2 separate regions of the Homo sapiens genome follow, and region 2 is linked to region 1. Evidence: read pairs that join two places in POLR2A ChIA-PET (ENCODE). Cell type or tissue: OCI-LY7. All regions are shown on one strand.

Evidence for each region. ChIA-PET counts read pairs that join two places held together with the same protein. Peaks named below come from ENCODE experiments on the same cell type or tissue, not always from the same donor. Only the 100,000 strongest peaks of a DNase experiment are listed, where the experiment ranks them.
Region 2: POLR2A ChIA-PET joins it to region 1 with 5 read pairs; 10 of 35 experiments call an interaction of 5 or more read pairs at or near these places.

The regions. Positions count from the first base shown.
Region 1 is chr6:129,741,942-129,745,941 of GRCh38, reverse strand. No RefSeq gene overlaps it. Among named protein-coding and RNA genes, the nearest start is that of ARHGAP18, 34 kb to the right of the region's middle. In OCI-LY7, no CTCF peak of the experiment used is centred here; a DNase peak (open chromatin) is centred at 1,531; H3K4me3 peaks cover 394 bases.
Region 2 is chr6:129,685,594-129,689,593 of GRCh38, reverse strand. The region is part of intron 1 of ARHGAP18 (Rho GTPase activating protein 18); the gene reads left to right. Among named protein-coding and RNA genes, the nearest start is that of ARHGAP18, 23 kb to the left of the region's middle. In OCI-LY7, a CTCF peak has its summit at 3,289 (motif pointing right); a DNase peak (open chromatin) is centred at 2,153; H3K4me3 peaks cover 1,309 bases; H3K27ac peaks cover 591 bases.

The DNA.
Region 1 (4,000 bases):
CTCAGCCTCCCAAAGTGCTGGGATTACAGGTGTGAGCCACCATGCCCGGCCGAATTCTAGATTTTTATAAATTTCTCTCTAGTTTTTTTATAGCTGTCTAGCTCTCTCCTAATTCAACTGCAGTTTTTCTTGGCAACCTGCCTTTTGAAGGATTCATGTGGCATTCACGTTTGTTTTTATAGAAGCCATTCTTTTTGAACTCATTTCATCAGTTTGATATAAAATTTATCTGATTGGAATAATAGGTCCAACTAGCTAATAGCTTGCCAATTCTTGGTAAACATATATAACCAGAGAAAAGCTCCCCCAACCTAGATAGAAGCCTGCAAGTTTCCAACATTCTGCTTCTGTTGTGGGTTTTACAGAGGGTTGGGAAAACTTTTATTATATACATAATTGTTTCCTGCTATTTGTACCTGGATGGTAGAGACTGCACGTGCTTTTCTGTGTCTCCTCCACTATTACTCCTGTAATATTATCCAGAGATTCTTTTATATCTGTGGTTATGTGGGAAAAAAAGGATTTGTTGAAAATGGCCAAACTTACTCTTACTAACTTTGCATATAATGTACTTTAAAGGATGTTCTGATACCTTTCTCTTCACTTATATTTTGAGGTAAGCTTATTCGATGTGTCACATATTACAGTTCTCTGAAGCCTCTTGCATGTTTCACATTGTGCTGACAAGATGTAGTTTTTCCCTTGATATATGTCTCGTTTTTGAATCAGAGTTCTTATTATCAAGTCTTAGTCTTTAGCTGTGCAAATGTGTCCCTTCTCCCACCTCCCCAAATAGCTTGGGCATTACTGCCAAATATTAGATTGGTGCAAAAGTAATTGCGGTTTTTGCCATCAAAAGTAATGAAAACCGCAATTACTTTTGCACCAACATAATAACTTCATACTCTTTATTGTATCGAGTATGCAGTCTACAAATTACAGTGAAGTAGCAGGCCCGGGGTGCCAGTGTCTGGAATTTGGTCAGCTAGAGAGCAGGTTGGTTGATATCGTAAGTCCAGCATCTCTGAAGACAAGTATAGGGAAAGTTAGCTAAGTTGTAAGGGATGGGCTGGGACCACAGCCCAAGCAGATCAAGTGTCAACTCTGGGAAAACACAAAGGGATGAGTCAGAGATTCAAGTGTAGAATTCCGTGGAGAGAGAGAGGGTCATGGGACTAGGGAGAGAAGCTGCAGAGTGGGGAGGATGGAAGCTTTGTTTGACAAAGCTATATGTCAAGGTCTAAACACTAGGCCTTAGAAGTAGATCAAGTAGCAACAAAATAATGGTATTTGATACTGGAATCATTTGGGGGGAAGTTATGTCCCCAGGATGGTGAAAGGGCATGGCAGGCCATGCAGAATTGATAACTAGCTTTTACTTTGTACTCCTCTCATAAGTTATTTAGGTTTCTACAAAATGTACCTACTTTGTCCGAACCTTTAAAGAGGTCAGAAGCAAAAAACAAGTGAGAGGTAGTGACGATGTTCATTTAGAGTCTGTACAGCTCGTCTGTTCAGTAATTGCTCAGTGAAGTGGAACAGGAAGAAGCTGATGGCCACTTGGCTGCACTCAGTCTGTGTGAACTGGTTTCTTCTATTTTATGATCCTGGATTATCTGTCTACAAGAAGTAGTGGAAAAAATAAATCCATTAACTCCATGTGGCCTATGGCAGATACTGGGGATTAAAAAGTACAGGGATTCCTAGCCTCATCTCAAGAAAAAGGTGACAGAAAATACTAACCTTATTGTTTGCCACCACATCATCAGAGTCAATGGATAATACTTTTTTCCCTTATCTTTTTCACATTTGATTAAGAAAAATAACTACAAGAGGTGCACAGAAAATTCGGGAATTTGTTTTTAGAAAGTTGTTACTGCTCTTTATCTGGTATGCTTTGACTATTTCTAGGAAAGTGTTGTTTCTGTGGTTGGGCTGGCACTTTTTTTTATATGATTAACTATTTCTTCACTGATGATTTTTTTCCTCAGAGTTACACGTTACATAATATATAAAGGAAACCTGGAAAATCTTAGTTAAAGCAATTTAAGAAGTGCTTTATTTTTGAGAATGGCAAAAATAAAAGAAGCAGAATGTGTTTGATCTGTATATCTATAAGTCACGTGAATGATGGACTGAGTTTAAATGTAGTTGCTTTTTCTGTATATATTATAAAGACTAGAGCTTTTGATTAAAGTTCCAAAATAAAGAAGCAGTTTGCCTATAAAGTCACTGCTGATTAGTCTAAATCAAAGCAGAAACATTATCCCCTTTGAAGAAAATTTATGAGTAAAGGGCTCAAGGATCTGTTATTACAACTTGTCCCTCAGATGTCAAAGTACCCTAGGAACCCCTATACCGGGATGTCTTTTGGAATAAGCTTATGAACCACATAAAAATCTCACTCATAGACAGTTCTTAGACAGTGTTAGAATGTGTTTTATTGTAAAACCAGTTAACTTCATAGTCACACGTGAGCTGTAAGCTGTCCCTTGCCATTTAAGTAGTACTAATGGGGATGTCATTTACAGTAATAGCTCTCTGTTTTCTCTAATTAAGGGGCTCTTTGTGGTTTCATTTTATAATAAAAACATGGATCTATGCTTTCATAACTTCATTTCACTTGCTTTGTTTCTACCCTTAGATTTGTTTTCAATTTCAGCTCAACACATTTAAAAATTGTCCATTCAAAGAAATTGGTTAAAAAATTGTAGGTATTGTATTAGTTTACTAAGTATGTTTCCCTCTCCCATAACAATTAGAAAATAATTCTTGTTTCTATTTGCTTTTTTATTGTGGTAAAATATACATAATATGAAACATAATTTTACCCATTTTAAAATGTATATTCAGTGATATTTAGTCCTTTTTTTTCTTTTTTTTTTTTTATTATTTTGAGACAGAGTCTCGCTCTGTTGCCCAGGCTGGAGTGCAGTGGCACAATCTCGGCTCACTGCAGCCTCTGCCTCCTGGGTTCAAGCGATTCTGCTGCCTCAGCCTCCCAAGTAGCTGGGATTACAGGCATGTGCCACCACATCTGGCTAATTTTTGTATTTTTGTAGACATGGGGTTTCACCATGTTGGCCAGGCTGATCTTGAACTCCTGACTTCAGGTGATCCACCCGCCTTGGCTCCCTAGAGTGCTGGGATTACAGGTGTGAGCTACCACACCCAGCCTTTTTAATTTTTTTACAGGATAACCCATTACTGACAGATGTTTTTTCACTGGATAATAAATGGAGAGATCTGAGGTTACTCAGAAATACACTTTTAATAAGACTTTGAACACCATATGTTAGTTGATGAAATAAGAATATAGCAAGGCACCTTAATCTGCTATTTCATTTTGCTTTCCCTCCCTGAAAAGAGCTCGTATCATAATTTACTGTTCATTGATTCATTAATTTAACAATATTTAAGACTCTCTTATCTGACAGTCTACCTTAGTAAAAAAAGGAAAACGACCTACCATCTAGGGATCTTACCTTTAGACTTGTGTGTAGGGTGTTACACAAGAAGACAATCAATTATAATATATTGTGGAAATGTCTAGAAGGGTGAAAACTGGAATGTAAAATGGAAGTCTAGAAAACTGGAATGTAAAATGTCTAAGCCTCTCTAGCAGAGACGAGCAAGTTTTACCAGAACTTGGTGAAGAGTGAGAAGGCATTTACCAGCTGGGAGGCCTAAGTGGGAGCAGACTAGTCACACTGAGCAAATAGCACGTCCCAAGGGGTAGCATTTGGAGCCACCAGGGTGTCAATGGTGAGTGGCAGTGGGTTTTCAGTGGTGGTGCTCTGGTGTGTGTGTGTAGAAGAAGATGGCGGGCAGGCTAGAGGGCAGCTGGGAACTTCAGGATGGACCTGGTGCCCCTGATACACTGATGTTTCCGAAGCGTATCCTTTGAGATGTTCCCAGTTGTCACTTAAGATGGGAGTAGGAGGAGAGAGAGCAGTTTGGACAGCCAAATAAGTTTGAGGGAATGTTCAATAAAAACAAG
Region 2 (4,000 bases), 56 kb after region 1:
TGGGGTAGTTAAAAAACAATACATGCCCATTTCAGCACTTTGGGAGGCTGAGGTGGGCAGATCATTTGAGGCTAGGAGTTGGAGACCAGCTTGGCCAACATGGTGAAACCCTGTCTCTACCAAAAATACAAAAATTAGCCGTTCATGAAGGTGCATGCCCATAATCCAAGCTACTCTGGAGGTGGAGGCAGGAGAGTTGCTTGACCCGGGAGGCAGAGATTGCAGTGAGCCGAGATCACGCTACTGCACTCTAGCTTGGGTGACAGAGTGAGACTTAGTCTCAAAAAAGACAAAAAACAAAACCATCCAAGCAACCAAAAAAATAATACATGCTGGTTTCTCTTATCCTCATGTGAGAGGGAAATCAGAGCTTCTCAGCTGTCAGGTTTCTCCTTGGTGTCTTTCAGGCTGGAGACTGGTAAGTTTGTTCCCAAATGCCTGACAAGGCCTCAGAGATGATCATTAGTGGCAGCACCCATTTATTCCTCCAGAAATTTCAGATTTGCTCCCTTGATTCTGCTTGTTTAATAAATTCCAGACAAAGAAGAGTAATAGCACATACGTTTTGCATGCTAAAGAATTACTTAGAATTTGCCTCTTGTTGGCTCTGTGACATTGAGATTCTCAAGGAGACAGGAAGAAAATAGAAGTTTTTATATTAGACAATAGTTAGATGCAGTGCTCTTAGCATCAGTCTATTGAATCTCCAAAATATGGAATCATTGTCACTGGTAGCAGCTATATTTGGATTTCATTAGCCAGTGTAGTAGCTACCAATGATAAGGCATATTTTTTTTTTTTGACTTGGAGTTTCATTCTTGTTGCCCAGGCTGGAGGGCAATGGTGCGATCTCGGCTCACTGCAACCTCTGCCTCTTGGGTTCAAGTGATTCTCCTGCCTAAGCCTCCCAAGTAGCTGGGATTACAGGCATGTGCCACCATGCTTGGCTAATTTTGTACTTTTAGTAGAGACAGAATTTCACCATGTTGGTCAGGCTGGTCTTGAACTCCTGACCTCAGGTGATCCACCCGCCTCGGCCTCCCAAAGTGCTGGGACTACAGGCATGAGCCACGGCACCCAGCTGATAAGACGTGTTTTTTAAAAACTGTGCTGTGGTAACTCCTTGGAGTTTGTTAACAGGTGCTTTATGTACTATCCCATGTTTTCTACTAAGGATGATAAGCACTGTCATATCTGTGTTACAGGACTGGAAGTTATAATTATTATAATGTTACATCATTTTTAAACCTTGCTATAGGTGTTTACAGAAGAATGACGTCTTACATCCAACTAAGAAGATCAGAGAAAGTTTCAGGTTTCATCTTGCTGGAGCAGTTGGATAGGATTGGGTTTTAGGGGAAAAAGGTAAATACATTCTGAAGAGAGAGAAGTTTGGAAGGGAGCTGATATGTAAGGATGCTGACGTGGCTCTTGGGGAGGAGAAGAAAAGACTGGAACGAGAGGTTGAGGCCACTTTGTGGAAAGTCTTAAAGGTCAATCTTGACTGAAGAATTGGGATTTCTTTTCATCCATGTCTGCTTGTGAACTGCCCACTCTTCAGAATACCCAATTGCTCCATCATGGATCACTGGGTCTACTGAACTGGAACTGTTCTGATGGATTGACACTGTAGTGGGAAGAGGGAGCTCTCGATGACGAGATGGCATGGTTTTGTATCTCAGATCTACCCTTATTGGTTAACTGACCGTGGGTGAGTTACAAAACATCTCTGTGCCTCAGTGGTGTTGTGAAGATTTAAGTGAGCTAAAGCACACAGGCCCACTGGAAATAACTTAAAAAAAAATGTTTGGTTACTATTGAACTTCTTATGCTATCTGAGACAGTTACCTCCTCTGTCGTGTCATGAACATAGTTTTCAATAAGTATGTGGAAGAATCTAGAGATATTGTGATGAGAGAGGGAGATGGTCAACACAGGTTAAGGTGTGGGTTAGAGGAAAGAATGGCACCTTGTATGAATTGTTGCCACTTCCTGTCTGAAGCCTGCTTTCCTAGAGCAAAGATCCTCTCCTATTTCCTTCACTTGTTCTGGGAAGAGAATGAAGGTGCGTCCTCAGTACAGCCCTGCTTTGATAGGGTTTGAGCCTGAGCCCAGGTGTCCTGATGAGTCCTGCTTGGTGCCTGAGGAAGAAGAAAAGGGTTGTTGTGGTTTGTCAGCCCCAGACAGGCAGGAAACGCTTTCTTAACACTATGTGGGTGAGGTTTCAGCTATATGCTGTGTCAGTAGATCCTCAGACTCTTGGCATTTCCAAACATTTGTAGTTTCTGGCATTTGCAGTAATTTGGAATGTTGGAAACTGGTAACTTACAACTTCTCTGAGACCCGTGAACTAGAGTTGCAAGTCCTAAAGGTGGGGTGCATAGAAACTGGTCCCTGCATACCTGTTCAACATCTGTAGCCAACTGTCATCTCAAAGGGATGAAACTGTGCTTGCAAAGAATGGTTTTATGGCCAGGCGCAGTGACTCACGCCTGTAATCCCAGAGCTTTCGGAGGCTGAGTTGTGTGAATAACCTGAGGTTAGGAGTTTGAGACTAGCCTGGCCAACATGGTGAAACCTCGTCTCTACAAAAATACAAAAAAAAAAAAAAAAAAGAAAAAAAAAAGAAAAAAAAATTAGCCAGGTGTGGTGGCCGGTGCCTGTAATCCCAACTACTCCGGAGGCTGAGGCAGGAGGATCGCTTGAACCTAGGAGGTGGAGGTTGCAGTGATCCGAGATCGCGCCATTGCACACCGGCCTGGGCCACGAGAGCGAGACTCCATCTCAAAAAAAAAAAAAAAAAAAGGTTTTATTAGGGAGGGAATTCAGTGAAAGATGACGGGATGACTCCCCTGACTCCTGAAAAATATATCAATCTGGAGAAAGACAAATCCATATAACTTATAACTTGTAACACTTAAACACTTCTATAGTTGCAAATCTGAGGATTCTGGAAGTTCAGCCCATATTTCTCTGGAATATCCAGGTGGGTGGCTTTCTCAGTATCCTAGGGAAGAGACTGAACTTTGAAGAAGTCGGTGCCCTGTGAGGAGCCAAGGCAGCTCTGGGTAAGCGTCTGGTCTTTGCCAGCTTACCTGCGCAGGGAACCTCTATCCTCATATCTTACTGGTGGAGTGGTAGGCTGGAGGCTCCTCTGATTGGTGAGATTTGGAGGTGAGGTAAGCTTTCAGATGCTCCCTGAACATCACTTGTAGAATGTGCAGAGAGTCTTATGGGAATGGCTGGGAAGGCAAGCTCACTAGGAGATGAGCAGCCCAGCCTGTAGGGGACAGTGCAAAGGAGAAAGTGGCTGAGGAACACAGGGCAGCCATGGTAGGAGGGTTTGGGAGCGTGGGAGTTCATATTTTACACTATGTTGGTACTTACCATGCAAATGAACGGCCCTGCTGGGAAAAGAACCTTTATCCAGAGAGGGGATCCGAGGAAATAGTAAGAGTTGGGTTCCGAGAAGCTGTGCTGCATCACGGGAGAGCTCGGTGTTAGGGTCTTTTGCAAAAACCCAAATTTATTTAATTTTCCTTTAGCACAGACTTTTCCTTTTCTTTTCTGATTTTTCTGCCCCTCCGCCCGCCCCCGGCAATGTAAGGGCTGAAGAAGCATTTTTCTTTTACAGTGGGGTCAACTTGCTTTTGATTTTGAAAGTTGTTGCCAACATACAGGCAGGGTTGTTGCAAAAAGACTTCTTCGTTTCCTAGAGGAGGGCTTGAGTAGGGAGAAAACCATCTGGACTTCTCACTTCTGGGAACTCAAGTATTAACTAAATTCATTTTTGTGTGTAGATCAGAGGGGAAAATAAGAGGAAGTGGGAGAGGAAAAAAAAAAGCTGCCTTGTATTTTTGAATATGGAAAAAACTATCAAGTGATCACCGTGATCAGCACATTTAATGGTTGCATTTAAGTCTGAATAGAATTTTTGAGAAGGCTGGGCTTTTTTGACATCTCTTTTTAATGAAAAATATGTAACAATAACCTTTATACA